2 separate regions of the Homo sapiens genome follow, and region 1 is linked to region 2. The links are chromatin loops, found by intact Hi-C in ENCODE. Cell type or tissue: A673. All regions are shown on one strand. Each heading gives the region's core, and the rest is flanking DNA. Links, peaks and the distances in the headings are about the cores only. Region 1 has its middle 270 kb from the start of PRDM2. Region 2 overlaps KAZN (kazrin, periplakin interacting protein).

Evidence for each region. Hi-C counts contacts between places; a loop is a spot of excess contacts. Peaks named below come from ENCODE experiments on the same cell type or tissue, not always from the same donor. Only the 100,000 strongest peaks of a DNase experiment are listed, where the experiment ranks them.
Region 1: a loop joins it to region 2, with 6 times the contacts of the local background. A loop is called at or near these places in 4 of 110 quality-filtered maps.

Annotation. Positions count from the first base shown.
Region 1 is chr1:13,964,649-13,967,560 of GRCh38, reverse strand. It overlaps a transcript of KAZN not described here. Among named protein-coding and RNA genes, the nearest start is that of PRDM2, 270 kb to the right of the region's middle. In A673, for the core only: a CTCF peak has its summit at 1,583 (motif pointing left); a DNase peak (open chromatin) is centred at 1,570.
Region 2 is chr1:14,730,818-14,733,729 of GRCh38, reverse strand. The region is part of intron 1 of KAZN (kazrin, periplakin interacting protein); the gene reads right to left. Among named protein-coding and RNA genes, the nearest start is that of KAZN, 130 kb to the right of the region's middle. RefSeq lists enhancers at 1-543, 544-1,265, 1,266-1,987. In A673, for the core only: CTCF peaks have their summits at 1,433 and 1,638; DNase peaks (open chromatin) are centred at 509 and 1,639; H3K4me3 peaks cover 530 bases; H3K27ac peaks cover 1,020 bases.

The DNA of each region.
Region 1 (2,912 bases), core at 116-2,615, 770 kb after region 2:
AGTCCTCAGTGGTGAACGCAGGACTTGACTGGGACAGTCTGACCCCCAGGCCTCTGTATTTCCCCCCAGGCCACACTGTCTCCATGCCTACACTGCTGGATGCTGGCCACCACTGATTCCCAAAGGGTCGCCTCAATGTATTATTGGGTGCACTTGGGGAAGGGTGGGGAGATTCCAAAGGCTCCCTGAGGTAATCCTTCTCAATCAGTCCTTCAGTTTCCAGCTCTGGAAGACTTGCATTCCTTGCAGGGTAGGTGAGAGTGGGCACCTTCTTAATTAATGCACTCTTAAGTCAGTCCACACACGTTTGTCCAAAACCTAGACAGCCAACCACAGTTAGGTAAGATGTCAGCCCTGAGGGAAGCCAACTACCAGGTACCTTCTGTGCTATTTTTACAACTTCCTGAGAGTTTAATGACTGCAAAATAAAAAGCTTTGAAAAAAATAACTTTAATCTGTGCTGCATCCCATCTAAGGTGCTACAGAAAATAAAACAGTGAGTAAGCCCTGACTCCTGCCTTTAAGAAGTTTAAAGTCTAGCTGGGCTGAGGGGTGGGGTGGGACCAGTTATACAGACACAGTAGAACGCAGTGATTTAAGACATACATTGTAGACCAGTGCTGTCCAATAGTACTGTATGGTAAACCATATATGTAATTTTTAATTTTCTGATAGTGCATTTAAAAAAGTAAAAAGAAAAAGGTCAAATGAATTTCAGCAACCTTTATTTTATGTAATATATCAAAAAACAACCAGGTCAACAAGTAACCAATATAAAAAATTATAAAAAATTCCTAATGCCATATATTATACTGTGTTTCATTCTAATGCTTCGAAATCCTGTGTCTATTTTACACTTACGGCACATCTCAACTCAGATAGCCACACTTGGAGCACCCAAAAGCCAGCCTCCTGTGGCCAGGGGGCTACTGTGGTAGACACCAAGAGACTACCCTGGGTCCTCCTGAGTTCAGATCCTGGCGTCACCACTCACCAGCCGTGTGGCCCCAGAGATGTCAGGTCACCACTCTAAGCCAGGGCTTCCTTGTCAGTGACCCTGTCCATCCCATGGAGTCCTTCCAAGGATAGTGAGATCTGCTTCACACATCAAGACTGCAGGACCCCACCCCCAGAAAGCACTGTGAGGACCTGCTGCCGCCACTGTAAAGACAGGTCAGAGCCAGGGCTGAGAAGAAGTTCAAGCAAAGAGCTCTGGGGTCCAAAAGGCGCCCCCACTTGCCCTCCCATTGTCCCTGAAAGGTGGTCTTCGTTGCCTCCTATCGCTATTGCTGTTGCCATTTTCCTACCTGGTCCCTGAGCAGCCTCTCACTCAGGTGTGTTGAGGGAGTAGGAGGGAGGGAAGGAGTAGGAGGGAGGGAAGGAAGAGGAGGCAGGGAGAGAAAGCAGAGGAAGGGGAGAGAAATAGGTAGGGCTTGAGGAAGGGAAGGAGCAGCAAAGGCTTAGGAGAGCTCAGGCCCACCTCGGTGTTACGGGTCTGATGAGAAAGAAGGACTTGGAGAGCCGCCTGGACTGTGCTGCTCCCTCTCCCTGCTTTTTGCTGTCCTCTGCCTCCCCCTCCTGGGCTCCATCTCCAATAACCATGTAAATCAGGGAGGACCCAGCCCTTCTTGCAGGAGGACGTTCAGCTTGGCAGGAAACCAGCTGGAATCATGAACTCTGGAGGGCTCATGAGAGCTTCCTAATTCAGAGGAAAACATTTTACATTCAGGTGATGACATGGAAACAATGTAATTCAATCAGATAGACCCACCGGTTATGAGAAGACACTAGACTTTGCCCCGTGGAAATAGAGATAATTAAGACGCAGCTCCAGCCCTCCTTGACTTCACAGCAGAAGTCGCTGCGGAGTGAATTCATTCCATTCACCTGTGCATTGGGCATGATGCTGAGAGTTGGGACTATCGGGCTGCAGATGTATTCCCTGACTTCAGGAAGCTCCCAGTCTTGCTGGGAAATAGCAATGCGAATAAATACTCAAGTTGCAAGGTGGTAAGTGCCACACTTACCAAATAACAGGTCCAAAATATCAGGAAGTGATTCCTTCTGATGTAATAATTATTAAAAGCACCCACCTTAACAAAACACCACCACCCACTTTCCATTGTTGAACATCTGTCATATCCTGAGCACCGAGCTATACACTTGGCATCAGCATCTTATTCAAGCCTCAAAACAGCCCTAGAATGTGACGTCCCACAGCGTCTAGGGGCAGGTGCTGTGAATTTCCCAGGGCGTGAGTCACCATCTCCTCCCCAGGAGCCTCCCATCAGGTCCCCCTGCTTGGACCCTTGCCCCCTACTATCTAGTCTCAACACAGAACTTGAAATCATCTTTTAAAACTGCAAGTTAGATCCTGACCTCCTGCCCAAACCTCTCTAGCGCCCACCCCTCCATGTCACTCAGGGTGGAAGGCAGAGTCCCTGCCTTGACCTGCACTCATCAGGTGGCCTCTCTGTCCTCCCCTGCTGCTCTCACTCTGCCCTCCAGCCTCACTCTCCTGCTGTGTCTGGAATGCCCCAGGTGCGTCCCTGCCCCAGGGCCTTTGCTCTAGCCATGCCCTCCACCTGGCACCCTCTTATCTACACCACTTGCCTCACCAGCTCCCTCATCTGCTTCGAGTCTTTGTCCAACTGTCAGTTTCTCAGGGAGAGCTTTCCCTGCCAGCCTGTTTAATGCTGCGACCTGCACCCTTCTCACTGTGGTAGATTGACTGCAAGAGTGACCACAATTATCACCCCTCACTTTCCATCCCATAGCCACACCTTTTGTGATGTAAACTTTTTACCTCCTTCCTTCAAGAGCTGGCTGGCTTTGACTTGCTTTGGCTGACAGAATGCGGCAAAAGGGATGTCATGCCACCCAGTAGAGGCCTCAAGAAGGCTGGGATACTT
Region 2 (2,912 bases), core at 285-2,784:
GTTACTAAGCAGAGCTTTGATGACTCAGACACATCCAGGAAGCTGCTATGACCCCCGAGTCCCCACGCTGAACATCAAAGGGGCCCTGGGAGAACCGGGGGCCTCCAACACTTGAACTGCTCCTTGTATGGAAACTTCCAGAACTCCCCCACTCCCCGAAAGAGAGGTCATCCGGACACCTCCCAGGAAGCATCTCTGCCCGACTCTGAAGGCTCCAGGAGGTCCCACCCTACGGCACGAGGCTGCACTGCCACGGTCATTAATTCAACTATTGCTGAAGTGTTGCAGCGGCGGTGGCTGCTGGAAAATTTGCAAATCAATATTGCACGGCGGGTGGGGCAACGGGAAAGAACTTCTCTGTTCCCATTTCATCAACTTCAAACTCTGGGTTGTGTATTTGAAATAAATGCCATTTCCTCTTCACCAGCTAAGTTTCTCTGGGACTTGTCCTGACTTGCTTTCATGGTAACTCCAAGCACAGGCTGCCGGGAACATGCGAGAATTCTGCAATCACTCAGACTGCTTAATTACCAAGCCTGGGGCAGTGGGCGGAAAGTCCCTCTGTCAGAAAGTCTGGGGCTGAAATCAGAGCTGATCCGCTTTGCAGCCACAGATCCCCGAGAAACACTCAGCGCACTTGTCTTCTAAGAAAGTGGTTGCTCATGTCTGAACCACCCAGGGAGCTGTTTGGAGCTACATTTTTGAATTTCTTCCCAAATCTCATGCAGCAAACTCTTCTGCTTGCTCCGTGAACATAGGGGAAGGAGGGAAGATGTGCTTCCATTTCCCTGTTCATTCAGAAAATACCTATCGGTTAAAGGAGTTTGAAACGAACACTGAGTCACTGAGTGTGCCACAGGGCAGGTGTCCTGATATTTTCTCAGTTTATGGCACTCTTAGAGTCTCAGTAATTTTTCTCATGGCACCGTAGGGCCAAAAGAAATCCCTAACCACTTCGTTTACTAAATAGGTAGGGCCAAACAACTTACTAAGTATTTATGTTCTAACATTGTAATAGCCAGTTGAAAAAATAATACATATATGTTGAAAGAAAAAAAATAAGTTTCATTTTGTTCTTTTCCTTTTGTTTTGAGACAGAGTCTTGCTCTGTCACCCAGGCTGGAGTGTAGTGGTGCAATCTTGGCTCGCTGCAACCTCTGCCTGCTGGGCTCAAGGCATCCTCTGACCTCAGCCTCCCTAGAAGCTGGAACTACAGGCATGTGTCACCATACCCAGCTAATTTATATATTTTTTATAGAGAGGGGGTTTCACCATATTGGCCCGGCTGGTCTTGAACTCCTGAGCTCAAGCAATACACCTGCCTCGGCCTCCCAAAGTGCTGGGATTACAGGCATGAGCCATTGCACCCGGCCTTCATTTTGTTCTTAAATAATCACAAGTACTTACAAATGGAACTTGTGTGCCTACTGGGGACTGCACCAATCCTCCAACCTTGAACTAGGACTGGACTCCAACACCTTTATTTCCCATTCTGCACTGGTCTTGGTGGTACTTGCTTTTTAATCATAGCAACGGCCAATACCCAGTTTCACAAACAAATGCTGTCATCAAAGGGAATGTAGCGGAATGGAATGTTGAAACTGTGACTACCTTGAGCCAGTAGTTCACCCAGGGTCCGACAGGTGTCGCTGTGTTTTCCTTGAAACTTCAGACTATCCCACAGCACTGCACTATCCCACAGCTGACTTCCCACAGCTGACCTCACTGCAGCACCCCAGGGCGGCTTAGCCGCACCATTTGGGAACTGTGGCCAGCAAGTCTGTCGCTTCTTGAGCACAGACCCTGTGCTTTGTGTAACTGACGTATGTGATCTCACGGAACGCTCCCAACCCCCCTCATTTGGTTAGTACTACTGTTGTCATCCTCCTTCTACAGACCAGGACATGAATACTCAGCAACATTAAGGCACTTGTTTAAGGTGCCGAACAGACCTGAGACTCACTCAGGCACTGTGCAGCAGAGGGCATCTTCTCCATCCTCCCAGCACAGTCCAAGGACCTAGGTTCCAGCCCAGGCTCTGCTACCCACTAGCTGTGTGTCCTCTTTCGAGCTTCTCAGCTTCTCTGGTCTCTGAGCCACATCTACCATATGTGGCCTGCAAAGATTATGGTAGCTTCAGGCAGCTGTTTTGCATAGTGACAAGAGATAATAGATGGAGAAGGCTCAGTGCCGACCCAGAAGCAAAACCTTCTGTGGGAAGGGAAAGGGAGGATGGGAGAAAAAGAGAGGAGGGGAACCAAAAAAGTTCCAAGGGTGGGCCCTGGAGCAAGGCTTCTAGAACCGGGGATAAGTCACAGGGCCTTGGGGCTGGGCACCCTTAGCCCACTGCCCAGCCAAGCTGGCTTGGGCATCTTGACTGTTGGCCTGGGGCTGACAATGACGATGATGATGTTTTTTCCTTAAATAACTGAGTTCAAAACAGATGGGAAAATGGGTGCTGCACGATTAAGGCTTTTAGTCATAATTGCTAAAAATAATAATAAAAACCCAGCAGCCTCTTTAATTACTCGGCAGTGCTTCTTTTCTTTTCATTAGACACTTCCATTTGCTCATGATGGTATTGTAAAATGTTTATCAATGCTAATGATGCAGTTCTCCAGAGCCCCATTTTGTTTTAAGGGCTGTAAGTGAAATTGTTAAGAAATAAATTTCCTATGTAACAATACATCACAAAGGAAAGCAAACAGAACAATAGCCAGGGCCTTCTCCCCGGCTAATAGGGATGTCACTTGCTGGGGCCTTGGAATCCATGAGGCCTGAGCATCTGGGTTCTTTGCTGTGCCCAAGAGTGGGCATCTGGGAGTCCCTGGCACAAGAGGGAGGGCCACCATCTTGGAGAATGAGGAGAATGAAGATGAGATTAGAGCCACCTGGGTCTTGGTCCCAGCTCT